2 separate regions of the Homo sapiens genome follow, and region 1 is linked to region 2. A link is an interaction called in ENCODE POLR2A ChIA-PET data of the cell type or tissue named here. Cell type or tissue: B cell. All regions are shown on one strand. Links, peaks and the distances in the headings refer to the core of each region. The heading gives the core; the rest is flanking DNA.

Region 1 (4,390 bases), core at 181-4,180, 1.7 Mb after region 2:
GGTAATGAACACCGAGATGAAAACTACCAAGATCTCCTGAAAGCTTATGGGAACACGGAAATGTGTTAAGCCCCTCACCTTCCTGTTTCATCTTAACATCACCACGAGGAGGGGTTAACCTTATGGCTTGCGTTGTATAGGAAAGGAAACTGAGGTTCTGAGGGAGTGAAAACAAGTTACCCAAGGGGCCCCACCACTGGTAGGTGGAGAATCTGGCTTTTTTTTTTTTTTTGAGACAAGGTCTTGCTGTGTCTCCCAGTCTGGAGTGCAGTGGTGCAATCATGGCTCACTATAGCCTCAAATTCCCAGGCTCAAGCCATCTTCCCATCTCAGCCTCCTGAGTAGCTGGGACTACAGGTGTGCACCACCACACCCAGCTAATTTTTAATTTTTTTATTATTTATAGAGATGAAGTCTCCTTGTGTTGACCAGGCTGGCCTCAAACTCCTGGGCTCAAGTGATCCTCCCATCTCAGCCTCCCAAAATGCTGGAATTACAGGCGTGAGCCACTGTGCCTGGCTGGGACCTGGATTTAACATGGACTCCAAATTCCAAGCTTGCTGTCTCATTGCCAAAAGTGGGAGGGTGGTAATTTCATCCAAGAAATAGTTCAGGGTGACTCCTAAGCACAGTGGTGAGAATTTCTCCAAATTTCTTCTTTGACTTTGACAAGGGCTGAATGTGCCATCAATGACTTAGTAAGGTACTTTCCTTCACTTTTCCTTCTCCACAACTCTTCTTTGGGAAGCTGAAGGCTGCCATGCTTTGACTTGTCCCCAGAGTGTCCTGCTCTGTTCAAAGGCACTTTATAAATCTAACAAAATGACCAAGATCCAAACAGGCTGTCCTTGCCAGGGTTTTGGTCTGAAGACAAGCTCCCCTGGAGGTCGGTTCTTCTTTCTCAGCATGACACCTCTCTCTTAAGGGAAAAATCACTCATGCTGTGTTCATCACCTGTTTTGTCTCCTTTTAAAAAATGCCAAGTGAACACAGAGACAAATTCAGTCCAGAAAGACTGAGGCAAAGCTTGATTAAGACAGCAGAGGGATCCTGGCAGGTCTGACTGTGCCCTCTTGCCAGACTTCCTTCCTTCCCTGTCTCCCTCCCTCCCTCCTTCCTCCTTCCTTCTTCCTTCTTTCCTCTATGTGCTTCTCCCTCTCTCTTTTTCCTTCCTCCTTTTTCTTCTTTCATTTTACTTTATCACATTCTGGCCTGTTCGCTCTACCATCTTACAACTTGGGTGGTGATGGAATTACCCTGGGGCTTTGGGGGCTCCCCGGTGTAAACAAAGAGCTGTTGTCAGTGTGATGTGCATTTTGGCATTGATAGAATGCAGGCCACAGAGTTTGCAGTAACACAGCTGTTGACCTTTAGTAGCTCCGGACTCTGGAAATCCACTGAAGCTAGACAGCCATTCCCTAGCCCAGAACTAGGTCGTGCAGAGAACAGTTGAGGCTCCTCAGGCTGCGGACAGGGCCCTTCTCAAGGCACAAGGAGGATCTTGCAGAGCCCATGACTTAGAACCAATGCACAGTCAGGCTTCATGGAAAACAGGCAGCAATTACAAAGCATGGGGGGAATGGAGGCCCTTAATCTGAGATGCTGATCAGTTGAGCTCAACCTCTCTCTCTTTTTTTTTTTTTTTTGGTGAGACAAGGTCTCCCTCTGTCACCCAGGCTGGTGTGCAGTGGCAAGGTCATGGCTCACTGCAGCCTAGACTTCCTGGGCTCTAAAGATCCTCCCACTTCAGCCTCCCGAGTAGCTGAGACTACAAGCGTCTGTCACCAAGCCCAGCTAATTTTTGTATTTTTTGTAGAGATGAGGGCTTTGCCGTGTTGCCCAGGCTAGCCTCGAACTCGTGAGTTCAAGCAATTTGCTCGCCCCGGCCTCCCAAAGTGCTAGAATTACAGACATGAGCCACTGTACCTGGAATCCCCCGCCTCTCTTTCCCTCCATCTGTCTCTCTCTCTCTCAATCACACACACACACACACACACACACACACACACACGCTCACACACCACCTCTGTCTCACTTTGCTTCCTCTCACTTCCTCCTGGGCCAGCCCCATTACTCTCAGCATCTCACCGCCCTCTTTGCACACCTGCTCCATTCTCTCTCCTGCTCTGCTTCTGGCTTACTCATGCTCTCTGCTCCCTAACACCCTTCTTGCAAAGGGTCCCAACTGGATGCCCAATTCCTGAATCCACAAGACTGCTCAGTCTCAGTATTTATCCCCAAACACAAGTCTTTTTCTGTGTCTTTCAGTTCACATTTTTGAGAGCTGAACCACACAGGAGTCCACTGCTGGCCCCACTACCTTTGACTGGTGGTGGAGCCATGGGCGCTATGGACAGGGATCCCCAGCCTGCAAGCCAGCATGGGCAGGATGCCTGGATGCAATATTTGTGGTGCTGTTAAGATTCTGCAGGGTGGTTTGACTGCATCAGGGCCATTCTATCTTGGGGATCCAAGGAAGCAAAGATGAGTTCATCAGACATATATATAAGCTAATGTATTTAGCTCTTGATATTGAACTAATCAAACTAAAAAGAAGGCCTTCTAATTGAATTAGAATTCTTAGAACCACCCGAAGAGGAAAGATGGTTAGTGGATGGGGGCATCCAAGATGGAACACTATTCCCAATTACTCACTAACCCTGGGGAGATACAATAAGGGTTCAGCATCTTCAGAACTCTAAATATGCTGATAATTTTAGTAATTAAGGACTCCAAAAAGGGATCATTGTTAGTCCCAAAGCTCTACAAGTTAAATGGCTTACTCTGAATCATCGAACTCAGGATGATTACTTCCTCCTTGTTTTAACAGAGAACTCAGGTTGTACAGGAACTCAGGAATTCTCCTGCCTAGTTCCTGAAGCAAAATGAAACCTTCCAACAAAGCTGAAAAGAAGCACGTGTATCTGCTTTGCCTGACTGCCCACCAGAGCTCGTTTCTCCACTGATCGATTGGGGCTCGCAGCAACATGCTGGCCCCAGGGATGCACACAAGCCACGGCTGAGAAAGGACAGGCTGGGAGTGGGGCACAGACTACAGCCACCGGTCTTTCTCTCTGGGAAGAAACTAACTTGACAGCTATGCAGGAATCTCCCATTTCCCTACCCAAATGCACTTTCCATCCTTCTGTACTGGTCTTCGTGCCTGAAAAAGTTGACCAATATGAACACATCAGTAACTTCCTTTTGCCATCTGGTTTCTAGCAGGGCTTGAACAATGGCAAAGAGTTGAAGGGGCGGGGATGTTTATTCCGCTGGGACCTCTCCTGGGGAGAGGGAGTATTACCAGTGGTAGGCTGAATTCCTCAACCAAAGGTTACAGCTCCTTCCAAGGAGTCTTCTCCATCCTGGCACCTTCAACTGTCTCCAGTATCTGCTCCCTCTCCTTGGCCAAGGATGGTGACAGCCACCCCTATTACTACCTCTGAGAAATTAATTTTCTTTCTTTTTTTTTTTTTTTTATTTTTTTTGAGACAGAGTTTTGCTCTTGTTGCCTGGGCTGGAGTGCAATAGCGTGATCTTGGCTCACTGCAACCTCTGCCTCCCGGGTTCAAGTGATTCTCCAGCCTCAGCCTCCCGAGGAGCTGAGATTACAGATGCCTGTCACCATGCCCAGCTAAGTTTTTGTATTTTTAGTAGAGACGGGGTTTCACCATGTTGGCCAGACTGGTCTCAAACTCCTGACCTCAGGTGATCCACCAGCCTCGGCCTCCCAAACTGCTGGTATTACAGGCGTGACCCACAGCACCAGACCAGAAATTCGCTCTCTTTTATGTTTCCCTACACCTTGACCACCCCCCCTTTATAAAATAGCCCCTTTGTTATTAAAATTTCTTGAAATTACTCAATTTGGGTTTGTTACCTCTTTCCCACTGGGACTACCATGGATACAGAAGGGACATGACGAGACCTGTGGTTTCACCGGAATCATGTTGTAAGCAGCAAAGCCCACAGGGCTGATTCACTGTTTAAACAGCAAGGTGGGAAAGTCCTGCTGGAAATTTTTGGAGAGCACATTTTTTAAAAGTTGACAAGTTCATCAGCCCAAGAAGAAAAGGACACAGAGAGTTTGGGCCGACATATCGCAACTCTCATTAGCGCGAAATGAATTCACGTTACTCTGCCTCTGAACATGGAGGGCCCTGTACAGAAACAAAGACATATGCACCATCATGCAAAAAAGCCACTTGAAACATGAGGGAGCATAGAGGAAAGTCCTTGAAGAGGTCTTTTCCAATTTTTCTCAACCCACATATTTTATAGGAAAGCTTTAAACTCTCACTAAAACAATGGATTAAAAAATGAGAAACCCTCCTTCCAGTTTCACAATCCATTTGTCTCATCCTCTCGAGAGTTGCTAGAAAAAAGAAAA
Region 2 (4,390 bases), core at 279-4,278:
CCAAGCCCTGATTACTGACAGAGACATTTTGTGACTGGGGGAGGGTCAGGAGTGCTTGGTGGTACAGGATGTACTTCTTTGACACCCTCCTTGTTTGTTTATTTATTTATTTATTTATATATTTTTATTATTATACTTTAAGTTTTAGGGTACATGTGTACAATGTGCAGGTTAGTTACATATGTATACATGTGACATGCTGGCACAATGCACCCACTAACTCGTCATCTAGCATTAGGTATATCTCCCAATGCTATCCCTCCCCCCTCCCCCCACCCCACAACAGTCCCCAGAGTGTGATGTTCCCCTTCCTGTGTCCATGTGTTCTCATTGTTCAGTTCCCACCTATGAGTGAGAATATGCAGTGTTTGGTTTTTTGTTCTTGCGATAGTTTACTGAGAATGATGATTTCCAGTTTCATCCATGTCCCTACAAAGGACGTGAACTCATCATTTTTTATGGCTGCATAGTATTCCATGGTGTATATGTGCCACATTTTCTTAATCCAATCTATCATTGTTGGACATTTGGGCTGGTTCCAAGTCTTTGCTATTGTGAATAGTGCCGCAATAAACATACGTGTGCATGTGTCTTTATAGCAGCATGATTTATAGTCCTTTGGGTATATACCCAGTAATGGGATGGCTAGGTCAAATGGTATTTCTAGTTCTAGATCCCTGAGGAATCGCCACACTGACTTCCACAATGGTTGAACTACTTTACAGTCCCACCAACAGTGTAAAAGTGTTCCTATTTCTCCACATCCTCTCCAGCACCTGTTGTTTCCTGACTTTTTAATGATTGCCATTCTAACTGGTGTGAGATGGTATCTCATTGTGGTTTTGATTTGCATTTCTCTGATGGCCAGTGGTGGTGAGCATTTTTTCATGTGTCTTTTGGCTGCATAAATGTCTTCTTTTGAGAAGTGTCTGTTCATGTCCTTCGCCCACTTTTTGATGGGGTTGTTTGTTTTTCTCTTGTAAATTTGTTTGAGTTCATCGTAGATTCTGGATATTAGCCCTTTGTCAGATGAGTAGGTTGCGAAAATTTTCTCCCATTTTGTGGGTTGCCTGTTCACTCTGATGGTAGTTTCTTTTGCTGTACAGAAGCTCTTTAGTTTAATTAGATCCCATTTGTCAATTTTGGCTTTTGTTGCCATTGCTTTTGGTGTTTTAGACATGAAGGCCTTGCCCGTGCCTATGTCCTGAATAGTAATGCCTAGGTTTTCTTCTAGGGTTTTTATGGTTTTAGGTCTAGCGTTTAAGTCTTTAATCCATCTTGAATTGATTTTTGTATAAGGTGTAAGGAAGGGATCCAGTTTCAGCTTTCTACATATGGCTAGCCAGTTTTCCCAGCACCATTTATTAAATAGGGAATCCTTTCCCCATTTCTTGTTTTTCTCAGGTTTGTCAAAGATCAGATAGTTGTAGATATGCAACGTTATTTCTGAGGGCTCTGTTCTGTTCCATTGATCTATATCTCTGTTTTGGTACCAGTACCATGCTGTTTTGGTTACTGTAGCCTTGTAGTATAGTTTGAAGTCAGGTAGCGTGATGCCTCCAGCTTTGTTCTTTTGGCTTAGGATTGACTTGGCAATGTGGGCTCTTTTTTGGTTATTTATTTATTTATTTTTATTTTTATTTTTATTTTTTTGAGATGGAGTCTCGCTCTGTCGCCCAGGCTGGAGTGCAGTGGTGCAATCTTGGCTCACTGCAAGCTCCGCCTCCTGAGTTCACGCCATTCTCCTGCCTCAGCCTCCCGAGTAGCTGGGACTACAGGCGCCTGCCACCATGCCCAGCTGATTTTTTTTGTATTTTTATTAGAGACGGGGTTTCACCGTGTTGGGCAGCATGGTCTCATCTCCTGACCTCGTGGTCCGCCCGCCTCAGCCTCCCAAAGTGCTGGGATTCCAGGCGTGCGCCACTGCGCCTGGCCGACACCTCCTTGTTTATTGATAGATGGGTATGGTGCTTCTGAGCCTGAAACGCTGTGACTAACTCCATGCCACTCAATCTGAAAACCTAGATAACATCATCACTTCCATAGAGAAATACAACTCAACAAAACAGCCTAAAGGAGGGCTAGAAAGCCTGAAGAGAGAAATAACTATTAAAGAAATTGGGCCAGGAGTGGTGGCTCATGCCTGTAATCCCAGCACTTTGGGAGGCTGAGGCAGTGGATAGCTTGAGCCCAGGAGTTCAAGACCAGCCTGGGCAACATGGCGAAACCCTGTCTCTCCAAAAAAATACAAAAATTAGCCAGGTGTGGTGGCACATGCCTGTAGTCCCAGCTTTCCAGGGAGCTGAGGTGGGAGGATCACTTGAGCCCAGGAGGTGGAGGCTGCAGTGAGCTGTGATTGTGCCACTGCACTCCAGCCTGGGCGACAGAGCGAGACTCTGTCTCAAAAAAAAAAAAAAAAAAAAAAAAATACATTGAATTGGTTGTTAAAAAGTCCTCAGAAGAAGTAAGAAAGGAGGAACACAAGGCCCAGAGGGTTTTGCAGGCAAATCTAAACGTTCTAGAATAGATCATCTGACCACACATTCTAGAGCAGATAACCCCTCCCTTATCCAAATGATTATGGAGAACAGGAAAATGGGAAAATACTCCCAACTCCTGTGACGAGGTCAGTATGACCTGGATTTCCAAACCAGACAAAGAGAGGAGGAGAAATGCAAATTACAAGTCAATCTCACTTCAGAATGCAGTAGTGAAAGTCCTGAATAACCTTCTGGGCTTATTATAGTTCCCTTGATACTTCCTCAAAACTACGACTGTTTCAGAAACATCTCATTCCTTGCCCTGAACTTGACCCCAGTTCATTGCCTTTAGAATCACCACTGCTTCTCTGGGTGAGGAGCTTGTCCCAGAAGAGGCCCAGGGAAACTGGTTCAGGAAGGCTCTGACTGTCATCGGCAGTGGCCCCACACTATCTGGTGAACCACTGAGAGGTCAGGAAGGGTGTTCCCGGGGCAGCCTCTTGTCAGCACAGGTATCCATGTATCCACTTCCCTGAGCCCAGCTGTTCTTCCTGACCCACTTCAAGTACCCACCCCCAGGCCAACACACTTTCACTAACCTTTTCAATTTTTAAAAGCAGATGATTTTTCCAAGTCAGTAACAACAAAAACTTGAGGGTTTTTTAATCTTTTGTCTTTCACAGGGTGGCAAGTAAGGAAGGTGTGCTAATGAACTAACTTAAAACCCTTTGATGTGGTGGTGTTAAGACCCTGTCCAACTTGGCCACCGCCCTATGCACATGGAAAGTGCCAGGCTGTGATGGGAAATCCGACTCTTTAACCAGGAGCAACTTGACCTATGGCAGATCCAAGGGGAGAATCGATTCTCCCCGCTTGGCTCCTGAATTCTGGATTTGATTTTGGTGCCCAGAAGAGGATGATGGAGTCTTGACCACTGTCAAGGTTTAGAAACCAACTAATTGCTTTTCCTACCTGCTCAGCTGTCGTTTTCCTCCCTCAATGTCCTTAGGAAAGTCTTAGGCACTGTTTGCTCATGGCTATCCATCAGGGGACTTCCAAAAAGGGTATAGTGGGGGAGTGGAAGCGATCCTCCCCAGGAGCAAGCAGTAAGCGGGTACAGTGTCTGTAGAGGGCTCCAAAACAATAATAAAACTTCACCTCCTAATGTCGGTGAAAAGCCGCTCTCCTTATTGAGGGTTCCAAAACAATAATAAAACTTCACCTCCTAATGTCGGTGAAAAGCCGCTCTCCCTGTTGAGGGTTCCAAAACAATAATAAAACTTCACCTCCTAATGTCGGTGAAAAGCCACTCTCCCCATTGAGGTGGATCCCAGGGCCTTCCTCCACCCTGACTCCTCACACAAAGCAGCCAGTCTTCATGAATGATGATGATAATGGTGGCAGCGGTGGTGGTGGTGGTGATGGTAGCAATAGTAGCTAACATTTCTTGAGGTCTTACTGCAGGTAACGCCTAGCTCTTTGTATTTGATCTACTAAATGTGATTTAATTTCCTCAGTGGTTCTCTGATGGAGCAGTTTAACAACATAGCAACATAACAAGGTTACCTGGGATCAACCTTGTTTATAGATGGGGAAGCTGAGGCTCAGCAAGGGTAAGACACAGCACTGAGAGAAGGAATTAGGGTGTGGTGCCGGGTCTGGGGATGCTGAAGCTGTTGGGGGTCTGTGACCAGTTTTGTAAATGAAGAAAGGTACTTCAGGGATTCAGGTTGAAGCCAACAGACCTTTCCCAGATGCCAAGGGCATTGTTCTGGCCAACACCCCTGGGCCTGCCTTTGAGGCATCTTCAGTAGTATCAGAGATGCTGACTTGGCATTCCAGGGAGGTGGAACCTCTGGTCCTGGTGATTTTCCTTAGGGCCTTAGATTAAAACACACACACATGTATGC

What was found. ChIA-PET counts read pairs that join two places held together with the same protein. Peaks named below come from ENCODE experiments on the same cell type or tissue, not always from the same donor. Only the 100,000 strongest peaks of a DNase experiment are listed, where the experiment ranks them.
Region 1: POLR2A ChIA-PET joins it to region 2 with 6 read pairs; 1 of 35 experiments calls an interaction of 5 or more read pairs at or near these places.

Annotation. Positions count from the first base shown.
Region 1 is chr16:78,987,443-78,991,832 of GRCh38, reverse strand. All of the region lies in intron 8 of WWOX (WW domain containing oxidoreductase), which reads right to left. Among named protein-coding and RNA genes, the nearest start is that of WWOX-AS2, 490 kb to the right of the region's middle. In B cell, for the core only: no CTCF peak of the experiment used is centred there; a DNase peak (open chromatin) is centred at 2,012; H3K4me3 peaks cover 307 bases; H3K27ac peaks cover 499 bases.
Region 2 is chr16:80,675,002-80,679,391 of GRCh38, reverse strand. All of the region lies in intron 2 of CDYL2 (chromodomain Y like 2), which reads left to right. Among named protein-coding and RNA genes, the nearest start is that of LINC01227, 100 kb to the right of the region's middle. In B cell, for the core only: no CTCF peak of the experiment used is centred there; a DNase peak (open chromatin) is centred at 2,641; H3K4me3 peaks cover 1,124 bases; H3K27me3 peaks cover 326 bases.